Linked DNA regions of Homo sapiens: region 2 is linked to region 1. The links are chromatin contacts, found by Hi-C or POLR2A ChIA-PET in ENCODE. All regions are on one chromosome and are shown on one strand. Each heading gives the region's core, a stretch centred on a gene start or an enhancer-like site at or near the end of the contact. The rest is flanking DNA. Distances are from core to core; before and after follow the strand shown. Region 1 holds the start of AP5B1 (adaptor related protein complex 5 subunit beta 1). Region 2 holds the start of CDC42EP2 (CDC42 effector protein 2).

Region 1 (5,675 bases), core at 1,452-3,951:
CATCCAGCCGTGCGGGGGCCGGGCATCGGGGCTGCAGAGGCAGGAGCAGAGGGCGGGCAGGGCGGCCAGGACACAGGCAGGGCACATGGACAGCCTCCAGGGGTGCATACAGCTGTCCTTCCACACGGAAGCGCAGCTCCAGAGAGTAGATGGGCTCCAGCGCCTCCGGCTGGAGCTTCAACACTGGGAGTGGGCCCTTGACCCGATGGGACCCCAGGCTCAGCCGTACCAGGGCCGGTGCCTCCTGCACCATCAGTGCTGCCACAAAGCCCTGGTTCTCGGCCACCAGTGAAGAGGCCAGTGCAGGTGCGGCAAGCGAGGGGCCCAGGGCCACCCCCAACTTGGGTGCTGCCAGGTGTGCCAGCAGGATGTAGTAGAGGCGGGCGTGGTCACGCCCATCAGGGTCCTCCAGCTGCCTGGCCAGCACCTGCAGCAAGTCGACCAGGCCGCCCCTCACCCCTGCCCGCAGCAGCGCCCGGCAGACCCGCAGCAGGCCCTGCTGTAGGTCCCAGTTCGTGCAGTGGGCAGCCGCGGCCTGTAGAAAGTTGAGGGTAGCACTCTGGGCATCTCCATCTGCCACCTTTGCCAGCATTTGCAGGTGCCAGCAAAGAGCTTCATCCCTGCCCGGCCTGGACACCACCACCTGCCGCAACACCACCTTCAGGGGCTCCCTCAGCTCAGAGTCCACCTGATCCAAGAGGTCCACAAAGTGGGGAGCCAGCATGGGCCGGGCTTGGTACAGCTGGGCCAGTCCGTGGATCAAGGGGGTCAGCACCGTAGGTTGCCCAGCCAGGCAGCAGGCCACCAGATACGAGGCCTGGAAGCAGAGAGTGGCCAAGGCCCGGGGGCCCCCATCCAGGGCTGCCCGCTGCCGCAAGCCAGCCAGCAGCTCTTCCAGGTAGTGCCGTGGGCTTGGAAGCTGGCCTTTCTCCTCTTCTTCCTCCTCGGCACAGAGCAGGCACAGTAAATGCAGGCGGGCCAGGAGGGCCATTGGGTCATGCAGGAGACTGGGCAGGAGACCACGGCATAGCTGGGGCCCTAGCAGCAGTGGGGCAGCCTCCTCACCTTCAGGGCCCAGCGGCCAGTTCTCAGGGAAGCTCAGGACGCAGTGAAGGTAAAAGAGATGGGTGGGCGGAGGCAGAGCAGGGTGCTGGGCAGCCAAGGTGAGCCGGCGGAGCAGCAACGCTTCATCCTGGGCTGTGAACAAGGCCTCACCAAAGGCCGCCTTGAGCGCAAGCATGGCGTGCAACAGTGTCAGCTGTGCTGTGCCTAGCAGCCGTACCAGCTGCGGCTTGAAGAGTGCCGGTGGCTGTCCCTGCAGACCCCGCAGGGCCCAGCCCAGCAGCCACAGGAGCTGGGCCTGGGCCACAGGAGTGAGCAGATAGGAGGTGTCCAGAAGCTGGATCACCGCAGCCCGCAGCTCCCGCGCCTCCTCAGGGCTGTGCTCTCGTGCTGTAAGGCTACGCTCCCCCTCTCCCTCCTCAGCTGCCGGCCAGCTGGGTGCCTGGGGCTGAAGGCGTCCATCGCCCTCCTCCACTAGTGTCCAATCCCAGGGACCACCCCCAGTTGGGGAGACCTTATCCGTGAGCAGTCCCCCCAGGCCAGCCCCAACCCGGGACTGGAGCACCAAGGTGTTGCGCAAAGCGAGGGCCAGCAACAGGCTGAGTGGCTGGACAGGGCCTTCCTGCCCCAGCAGGCCCCGCAGCAACCCCAGGGAGCCCCCCAGCAGCCCGGGCTTGCAGCTCTCTAGCTCTCGCAGGCACTCGCAGGCCGTGGCCTGCAAGGGGCGCTGTTCCGAGGCGGGGACAAAGCCTCGCCCCAGATCGCTACCCGCGGCCAGGCCGAGCAGTAGGGGCAGGAGCCGGCAGGAGGCGCCCGAGGTGGGGCCCAGCGCGCCGCCCGCCGCCAGGGCAGTGGTGGCCGCCAGCAGCAGTGGCCGACGGAGAGCTGAGGGCCGCGGGGGTAGGAGGACCAAGGTGTCCAACAGGGAGGTGGCGGCCACTTCGGCCGCAGAGGCGTCGGGCCACAGCTGCGCAGGGTACTCCATGCTCAGGGCCAGCAGGGAAACCTGGATGGGGGATTAGGAGGGAATCACGAAGATGAGGTTCATGACGCGGCGGGCTGGGGTGACCCTGCGGAACGGCGCAGGGGACGCGTGGGGGCCTACCTTGGTCTGTTCGCTCAGCTTCTCACTTCTCAGGTCGCTCAGCAGGTCGCGACCCAAATCCTCCCCCTCGGGACCTGCCATGAAGGCAGACGGGCTGGCCCGGAAGGCCCCCAAGCGCTGGGCCCAGGCGTCCCGGCTCAGGGGCCCCATGGTGAGGCGCGCGGGCCCCTGCGCAGGGAAGAGGGACCCTCAGGCCGCAGCCACCGGGAGCGCGGGGCCCGCTGCCGACCCCGAGGGGCTGCGGTCACCCCCAGACGCCGCGCAGATGCCGGCGGGACCCGCGCCCGGCTCCCACGGTGAGACCAGGGCTCTCGGGGCCGACGCCAGAGCTGGGCGCCGGGGCCCTCGCGGGACAGGACAGGAGCAGGGCGGGGGAGGGTGCGTGCCGAGAGCTCGTTAGGCCGCCTCCCTCCCGCCCGCGGCCCGCACCGAAACCACAGCGCCACCCCGGCCCCCGGCGCCGGCGGTAACGGGCCGCGCTCGCCGCCTGACTCAGCCGCCGCGGGCACTCAGGCCGGCCGGCTCCTTCCGGGCTGGCGGCGCGGGGCGGGGCGCGGCGCGGGGGCGGCCGAGTCCGGGCGGGGAGGGGCGGGGCGTAACGGGGCCACCGCCTCCCGCAGGTGTCGACTCGCAGGTTTCGCGGGGGCTGACTAACTGTCCCGCCGCGCAGGCCCCCTTCCCCGAAACCGCCGCAGGCCGGGGCAGGAAAGGCGGAGGGGAGTGGGTAGGGGTGGCGGAGCGGGGTGGGCCTGGGCCCCAGATGCCGGGTACCGCGGCGCAGGGCTGCGATCCCGCGGCCCTCGGCGGACAGCGGCCCGGTCCCACCAGCGCCCGCCAAGCCGCGCAGGGCGGCAGCCAGCGCGCCCCCCGCCGGCGCCCGGGCACACCGCACCCTGCGCCAGACGCGCGGCCCCGGGGGGCGTGGGTGCGGGTCCTGGGGCTCCCGGAGTGGCCCCTGGGGGTGACCAAGGTGCGGTCGCAGGGCGCCCGCAGGAAAAGCGCCCCAGCTGAACCGGTCCGGCGGGCGCCGCAGGGCTTGGCTTCGCTTCCCTGACGCCTGCCCGGGCCCCCAGCCCGCTCGGCTTGGGGGCGAGGAGCCGGCGCCGCGGTTGCGGCCAGCCAGGAGCTTCTGACCTTTGTTTGCCCGAGGCCGCGCTGGCGGCCCGCAGGGGTCGTGACGGCGAGGGCGGGGCAGGGCCCTAAGTCGAAAACAACGGGATCCATACTCGGGAAGTGCGGGCTGTCAGGGCCTGGCCGGTCACGGGGCTCGAGGCATGCCTAGCGATGGGGAAAACAGGCCCAGGAGGAGGGCGGCCTTGCCAACCGAGATCTGGGGCCAAGCCGGGCCGGAACCCAGCACTCCAGACTTCAGTGGGCTGGATTCTGGCTGTTTGGGGGCATTCGGGGGTCTGGGCGGCGGTCTCTCCCAGGCCAGAGGCCCAGGTTGCAGGTGCCCCACAGACCACCGGTTTCCAGGGCACAGAACCGCCGGCGCCCAAACCTCACCACCCCTCTGGCTCCAATTAGCCGCTTTGAAGATGAAACAGGCCTGAGCCCCCATGCAAGCCAGTGCCAGCTGGCCTCTCCCTACCCCATCCTGCTCCAGATGGGAGGTGGTGGAGAGTTGAGGGGTGGAGAGTGCCAAAAAGGAGGCTGTCTGGGTGCCCTTGGGGATGGAGAGATAGAGACCCACTCGGAGGGACAGGTCCAGCCAGAAGGCCCGGTCCCGGCTCCTCTAGGCCCTGGCTCCACAGTTGACTCACAGGCAGCAGCCCCAAACTACTTCCCTCTAGGTGCCTCAGTTTCCCCATCTATAAAATGGGAGTGATAACTCCCACCCAAGAGGCTGTGGGGTGAGGCAGCCTGGCTAATTAAACCCAAGATGAAAGAGGCAGGATGAGAGCAGCCCTGGGGAGGGGAGGCAGCCTGCAGTAGGAGCCAGTCTGGTTTCTCTGTCTGAGCCCAGAGGGTGCTGGTAACTGCACATCCCCGGCCCTCACCACCCTCACGGTGAGGCAGGAATGATCATTAAACTTCTTGCAGAGTTGAGAAGACAGGTTTCCAAGGATCAGGGGGCCTGACACTGGCTCTGGCCCCGGCTCAGCCTCTGACAGCGTGGCCTCTGCACACCTCCTGCCTGAGTCTTGACTCCTTGAGGCTGAGGGTCTGGAGGGAGGGAACCCACTTGTGGTCTCCAATACTGCAGTGGACGAATCCGCATGGACTTACTGAGGCTCACAGCAACCCCAGGTACCGAGAGTGGGTATCAGATGAGGAAAGGGAAGCCCACAGAGGTACGGTCTCTCAGTCACAGAGCCCCTCAGAGGTGGAGCCTCGACTTCCACAAACAGCCCCTTGTTGCATCTGACCTGGTCCTCCCCCCACACCAGGTACCCTCGGCCCTCTTGGGTGTCCAGGTCCCTGGATGGGCCCTGTTCTCACCTGTCTGCTCCCCTATTGGCGGGTGGTGCTGGCTCTGTCCCTGGCAAGGCCAGGCATGGAGCTGAGCTCAGACTGTCACCGGACTCACCCGGGACAGCAACATCCCAGTCGAGGGCCCAGGTGTGGGCCACTGCCGGATGCTGAGCTGGGAATTCCCCACTCCACGCCCTCCCTCATTTCTTCTCCTGCTGAGTTTCTGTCCTCCCCATGCAGCCCAGTTGTGGGCAGACACTAAACACAAGGCTTGTAAAAGGGAAAGTCAGCTTCCCAAGGGGTCCTGAGCCTCAGTTTTCTCATCTGTAAAATCGGGCTACAACAAACACACTCTCGCAGCACTGGCTGCTGGGGATACAGGAAGGCTTAGGAAAGAACGAGTCAATAGGCAAAGCCATGGAGATAGAGCAGATAGTGGGTGCTGGGCCAGGGGGAAGGGAGACACAGTGACAGCTAATGAGTACAGGGTTTTCTTTGGGGCCATGAAAATGTTCTGAGATTTAGTGATGATGGTTGTACAGCTCTGTGAGGTTACTAAAAACCAGTGAATTGTACATCTTACAAAAGGGTGAATTTGATGGTATATGAATTCTATCTAAATAAAGCTATTTAAAATGGTGTTTAAAAAGGGGTCCCACCCCAGACCAGCAGGGGCACAAAAAGTAAAAATAAAAAATAAGGCCGGGCACGGTGGCTCACTCCTGTAATCCCAGCCTTTGGGAGGCTGAGGCGGGCAGATCACGAGGTCAGGAGATTGAGACCATCCTGGAGAACATGGTGAAACCCCGTCTCTACTAAAAATACAAAAAAATTAGCTGGGCATGGTGGCGGGCGCCTGTAAGTCCCAGCTACTCAGGAGGCTGAGGCAGGAGAATGGCGTGAACCAGGGGGTCGGAGCTTGCAGTGAGCCGAGATCACGCCACTGCTCTCCAGCCTGGACGACAGGGAGACACCGTCTCAAAAAAAATAAATAAAAATAAAAAAGTAAAATAAAAAGGGGTCCCTCAAGTTCAGAACTTGCACTGGTGGGGAGGAGAACCAACAATAAACAAGAAAGACAAACGAAACGCCA
Region 2 (5,675 bases), core at 835-3,334, 470 kb before region 1:
TTGAGACGGAGTCTCGCTCTGTCGCCCAGGCTGGAGTGCAGTGGTGCGATCTCGGCTCACTACAAGCTCCGCCTCCCAGGTTCATGCCATTCTCCTGCCTCAGCCTCCTGAGTAGCTGGGACTACAGGCGCCCGAGTAGCTGGGACTGCAGGTGCCTGCCACCATGCTCGGCTAATTTTTTTTTTTTTTTGTATTTTTAGTAGAGACGGGATTTCACCATATTAGCCAGGATGGTCTCGATCTCCTGACCTCGTGATCCACCTGCCTTGACCTCCCAAAGTGCTGGGATTACAGGCATGAGCCACGGCGCCCAGCCCTCATTGGCAATTTTCATTTCCATTTCTCATGTAACAAAACATATTCATAGATTACACAGGTTCGGATGTGGGCTTTTTTTCTTTTCTTTTTTTTTTTTTACATGGGTTTTTGCTCTATTGCCCAGGCTGGAGTGCAGTGGCGTGATCACAGCTCACTGCAGCCTTAACCTCCCAGGTTCAAGCAATTCTCCTACCTAAGCCTCCAGAGTACCTGGGACTACAGGCTTGAGCCACCATGTCCGGCTAATTTATTTGTTGTAGAAACAGGGTCTCACTATGTTGCTCAGGCTGGTGTCAGTGTCAAACTCCTGGACCCAAGCAATCCTCCCACCTTGGCCTCCCAAAGTGCTGGGATTATAGGCATGAGCCACAGCACCTGGCTAGATGTGAACATATTTAGGGGGGCTGTTATTTTACCTACCATGATCCCCTTCTTCCCATCCGGACCTCCCAGCTTGTCTGGCATCTTCCCCCACCCCCAGCATCCTGCCTCCCCCACTGAGGTCTTCCCGGCTCTGCCTCCCTAAAAGCCCTTCCCACACTGACAGCATTGAAGCCAACCATCCTGGTCACACTGAGCTGGCATAGCTGTCATCCTCTAGAAAGTGAGGTCTGTCCACCCCGTCACTACCCACCACTTCCTCTGCCCCACTCTTCTTAGCACTTACCCACCTGGAAGGGTATCATGATGTACCTGGGAACTTGGATTTCCCCCATTTCCCTTCTCTGGGCTGCAGGTCCCAATCCAGAGGCTGAATCCCCAGGGACAAGAACAGCGCTAGGCACTTGGTAGATACTCAACAAATCTCTCTTGAGTCACTGAGAGGTGCAGTTTCCTTCAGTCTGTCTCCAGCACCCTGTGCGGTGCCTGCCCTTCAAAACATGTTTCTGGGCCGGGCGCGGTGGCTCACGCCTGTAATTGCAGCACTTCGGGAGGCCGAGGCGGGCAGATCACTTGAGGTCGGGAATTCGAGACCAGCCTGGCCAACATGGAGAAACTCCGTCTCTACTAAGAATACAAAAATTAGCCAGGTGTGCTGGCACATGCCTGTAATCCCAGCTACTCGGGAGGCTGAGGCAGGAGAATCTCTTGAACCCAGGAGACGGAGGTTGCGGTGAGCAGTCTGGGCAACAAGAGCGAAACTCTGTCTCAAAAAAAAAAAAAGTTTCTGGCCCTGTAGGAATGACTGACTGACTGACTGAAAGAATGAATGGACCAGGAACTAGTCTGAATATGAGCCCCACCTTCACTCTGGAAGCCTGACAGCAAAGACGGGGGTCCAGGCCACGCGGCCTCTGCCTTCCCATACTGTCTTTTCTAGTGGGAGGTAAACTGATCAACTAGCTTGTAAGTTTGTAGTATTCTAACGTAGGCGCTTCCAAGGAAGTCGCTGAATATACTTGTGCCGGCGCTTCCCCGACGCAGCCCTGCAGGGAAGGATCCGGTCCAAGGTCTCTCTGCGATTTCTGAAGAATTCGGTCTTCCCGGAGCCTCTCCCCCGGCTCTTCTAGAACCGAAGGTTTTAGTTCCCATGGGCACAGCCGGAGGCCGCCTGCGCCACCCGGCCCTCAGCCGCCAGAACCAGGACAGGACTCCAGGGCGCGCGCGACCGCTGGACCCGGGAGCGGCACCTCCCACGCCGGGAGCCCCGGGCGGTGCCCGGAGTGGGGCGGGGCCTGGGCGGGGATGGGGAGGGGCTTGGCTGGCGCGGCCCCGGCATTGGCTCCGCGGGCCGGGGCGGGGCTGCGGGGTCCGCGGTGCACTCTGTAAGTTCACCGCCGGTCGGGTCCGGCCGCCGCGCTGTCCAGCTCCTGAGACCTTGCTGTCCGCCGGTCTGCCGTCTGCGCGCCTCACGGTGAGTTCGGGCTGGGATTTTCGCAGCTTCGCGGGGGTCCCCCGAGAGGCCCATCTCTGTGGCGCCCCGCCCCAGCTCGCGCCCTGGCTCTGCCTCTCACCTCACTCAGTTCCTTTCGAGGGCTCCTAGGGCTCCATGGGGCTTCCCACCCGCATCTGGGTTCCCGCAGCCTCGCCCGTGCCCGCCACGGTCCGTGGGGGCGCAACGCATCCCGACCCCGAATTCCCCGTTCTGCCCTCCATTTTGTGTCCGGGCCCCCGCCCCCCTCCCGAGACCCAGGGGTGCCCCGCCGCCCAGCATCCCCACCGGGGCTGGGGGCCGTATTTTTAGCCGATAGTGAGTTGTTCTCCTATCTTTAGCTGCGGCCGCGAATGTCCTGAAACGGATCCGGGCTGGGCTGGGCTCCGCCCGGGTAGGAGTGGGGAGGGGTCGGCGCAGGAACCCGAGCCGGAGCTAAGGAGCCGGACCCGTGGGAGGGGCGGGGGCCCGCACGCCCGAGCTCTGGCCCTGTGCCGAGCGGACACTAGGACATCGCCCAGGCCGGAAAGCACAGGGGGGAGGCTCCTCCCAGAGCTTGGAGACTAGGGCAGGGTCCCCAATCGCCCCCTTTTTCCCCGATTGTGGGACCAGAAACCCCGAAGCAAAAAGATCTCGCAGGTAATCCCCATCTGGTACTTGAACGCGCAGCTCCTTGGGGACCGCCTGCCTGGAGCCCGGGGGAGGGGCGCTGGAGACCCCGGTGCGCTCTCGGAGTCCTCCGGGACACGAGGCGATCAAGGGAGCACGCGCGCCACCTGGCGGCCGCGGAGCCGGGCACCTCTCCGGAGGCACCGGGACCCCGGGAGACCCAGCGGCCGCTAGAGGGTCTCTGCATCCTCGAGGTCTAGGAGGGCGGGAGGAGGTGGACGCCTGGGGTCAGGAGCCCTTCGTTTTTGCTATTGTTCAAAGCACTGGCCCCGGAGAATCGAAGTGCTTGAGGAAGGAAGGCCTTGTAGATATTTGCTGAATGAATGATAAAACCTACAGTGACCCGCTGAACCCCGCTATTGTACATTGGCGCTCTCACCTGCAATATTGCAGTGGGATCTCCAGTGGCCCTTTAGTGGTGGCTTCGTTGTCAGCCCATTTTATAGATGGGAAAGGTGAGACCCAGAGAGGAGAGGCGTCTTGCTGAAGGTTACTGAGGAAGTCCCAGGTGGAGCTGGATTTAAGGACAGTCTCCTGATTTAGGAGAAGAGGGGGTGTGAGGTGGCCTAATATTCTTCATGATAGGAGGATCCCTGCCTGCCGGAAGTCATTTTCTCATTGGGAGGTCCAGGGCTCCTGTCCAGGGCAATCACAGAGAGCTAGGATGCTCCTATCTGCTCCCCGACTGCTGCAGGGAGCTCCCCTCCCAGCTCCCCACAGCCCTGTCCTGATGGAGACCTCATTCTCATATCTCTGGACACATGAAAGTTGGGCAGACGGGGGCAGCCAAAGGTCAGGATGTAGATGGAGGAGATCTGGGGACCCACTGTTCCCAGCCTAGCTGTGAGCCCCTTTCTCTCCCGCTCCCCAAACATATTATGGAAGTAGGCGTGGCCCACTGCATGGGAACCACGTGGACCAGGCTGGGTACCCACTCTTCCACTTCCTAACTGGATGACGTCGCCAATGTTACTTAACATCTCTGAGGTTCAGCTTCGACTTCTGTAAAGGGCCGTAATGACCCCACCATGCCGTGACTGGGAGCTTTAAGATGAGAAACTGTGCGTGGCAAGCTGGATCCTAGGGTCTTGCAGTTGCCAAATCTAAATTCCTGGGGCGTGAGGGTTGTAATTCCCAGCTCTCCCCTGGGCCGCTGATGCTGGCCTCACCCTCGATTCTCCCCACATCTGGAATTGGGTGTGTACATCTGGCTGTGAGTGAGACAGCTGTCAGGGACGCCCAATTTGTTGTGGAAACACTCAGGCTGTCTTGGCGCTGCCGTGTGATGGGGTTGGGGGTGCGGGGAGGACCTGGCCCAGGCTCTGGGTACATCCCACCAGTCAGCCCCACGCTCCATGAGTGAAAAGGAAGACAAGCCCCCCCCAGGACTTCTCTCCTGACGAGCGACAAATTGCATGTTTGTCAGCATGGCCCCCAGGCCTGGCATGGTTGACACAGGATGAATGCGTGACGGGATTCCAAGACCTCAGGGTGCCCATGCGTCCCCACCCTTCCCCCAGCTCCTTGCAAGCTGAGCTGGATTTCCGCCACGGGAGAGTCATTCCTTTGTTTCCTGTTAAGCTCCAGGTGCTCTGGGAGGGGTAAGATGTCCGGCCTCTGTGGCTCAGTACGACTGACCCGGGTGTCCGGTCCTGGGGTGGGGTTTCCTGAGCAAGGGCCTCAGCTGGTGGGGGGAGGGGGGCAGTTGGACTCTGCTTCTCCTGCATCCTCCTTCCTCCTTCCTGCTCCCGCCTCCCAACCCCCTCACCCCCACCCTCACCCTGCCCAGAATGAAAACTGAGGCAAAGAACTGGCAAGAGCCACCTTTGGTGAGCCCCTGGCTGGGCCTGGGGAGGGAGTGGTACAGGAGGGTGGGCTCATCTGGCTTGAATTCCCATGCTGCCCTTACTCACTGGGTGACCTTGGACAAGTTTCTCTCTTTGCCTTTTATGCTGAGTCTACATCTGGGCTCATGTGTACTGGACCAATCAGGTCCCATGTGCGTCCCCCACCCTCAAGCAGAGGGAGTGCTTGCTTCATTTCTTTTTTCTGTTAAATCAGTATGACACCCCTTCATAGCTATTTATTTTTACACATTAAAAATAGCTTAATTTTTTTCTGACTACATAAATATGTGCATATAAATAATACATTGCTTATTAGTAAGAATTTGAATTCATAGAGGTCTGAACAAGAAAGGAAACATCAACCTGAAATTCTACCACTTTGAGAAAACCACTGTTCCATCTTTTCATATTTATATATATTACACACATTTATCATGTCATAGTCATGGGACCAAAATATTATAGGTTATTTTTATTGATGACTCCTTTCCTCCCATATCAGTGACCCCACCCCCCATCCCTGCTGTGTACCCTAGTCAAGGTAGCCCATATGACAACCTAGGGCTGGCCTTCTAGATTTTTCTCTGTGTTTTAAATTTTTTTTTTAATTTTTTTTATTTTTTTTGAGGCGGAGTCTCACTCTGTCACCCAGGCTGGAGTGCAGTGGCACGATCTAGGCCCACTGCAACCTCTGCCTCCTGGGTTCAAGCAATTCTTCTGCCTCAGCCTCCTGAGTAGTTGGTATTACAGACTTGTGCCACCACACCTGGCAAATTTTTTTTTTGAGACGGAGACTCTCTCTGTTGCCCAGGCTGGAGTGCAGTGGCGCGATCTAGGCCCACTGCAGCCTCTGCCTCCCGGGTTTAAGTAATTCTTCTGCCTCAGCCTCCCGAGTAGCTGGTATTACAGACCTGCGCCACCACACCTGGCAAATTTTTTTTTTTTTTTTTTTTGAGATGGAGACACTC

What was found. Hi-C counts contacts between places; a loop is a spot of excess contacts on that map. ChIA-PET counts read pairs that join two places held with the same protein, here RNA polymerase II (POLR2A). Pooled maps may share reads with other maps.
Region 2: a loop to region 1 is called in a pooled map, with 3 times the contacts of the local background. The contact joins the promoter of CDC42EP2 here to the promoter of AP5B1 in region 1. A Hi-C loop is called at or near these places in 1 of 50 pooled maps. POLR2A ChIA-PET finds 5 or more read pairs at or near these places in 2 of 52 experiments (PC-9 and activated T-cell).

Annotation. Positions count from the first base shown.
Region 1 is chr11:65,778,275-65,783,949 of GRCh38, forward strand. It overlaps AP5B1 (adaptor related protein complex 5 subunit beta 1), which reads right to left and starts at 2,702. Exons shown (of 2, transcript NM_138368.5): 1 at 2,168-2,702; 2 at 1-2,068. The coding sequence starts at 2,317. RefSeq lists silencers at 1,776-2,045, 2,196-2,375, 2,416-3,155 and enhancers at 1,784-2,686, 3,416-4,073.
Region 2 is chr11:65,312,782-65,318,456 of GRCh38, forward strand. CDC42EP2 (CDC42 effector protein 2) reads left to right here and starts at 2,085. Exons shown (of 2, transcript NM_006779.4): 1 at 2,085-2,173. It overlaps LOC105369344 (a long non-coding RNA gene), which reads right to left and starts at 1,908. Exons shown (of 3, transcript XR_007062727.1): 1 at 990-1,908. RefSeq lists silencers at 1,743-2,122, 2,583-2,712, 2,883-3,042.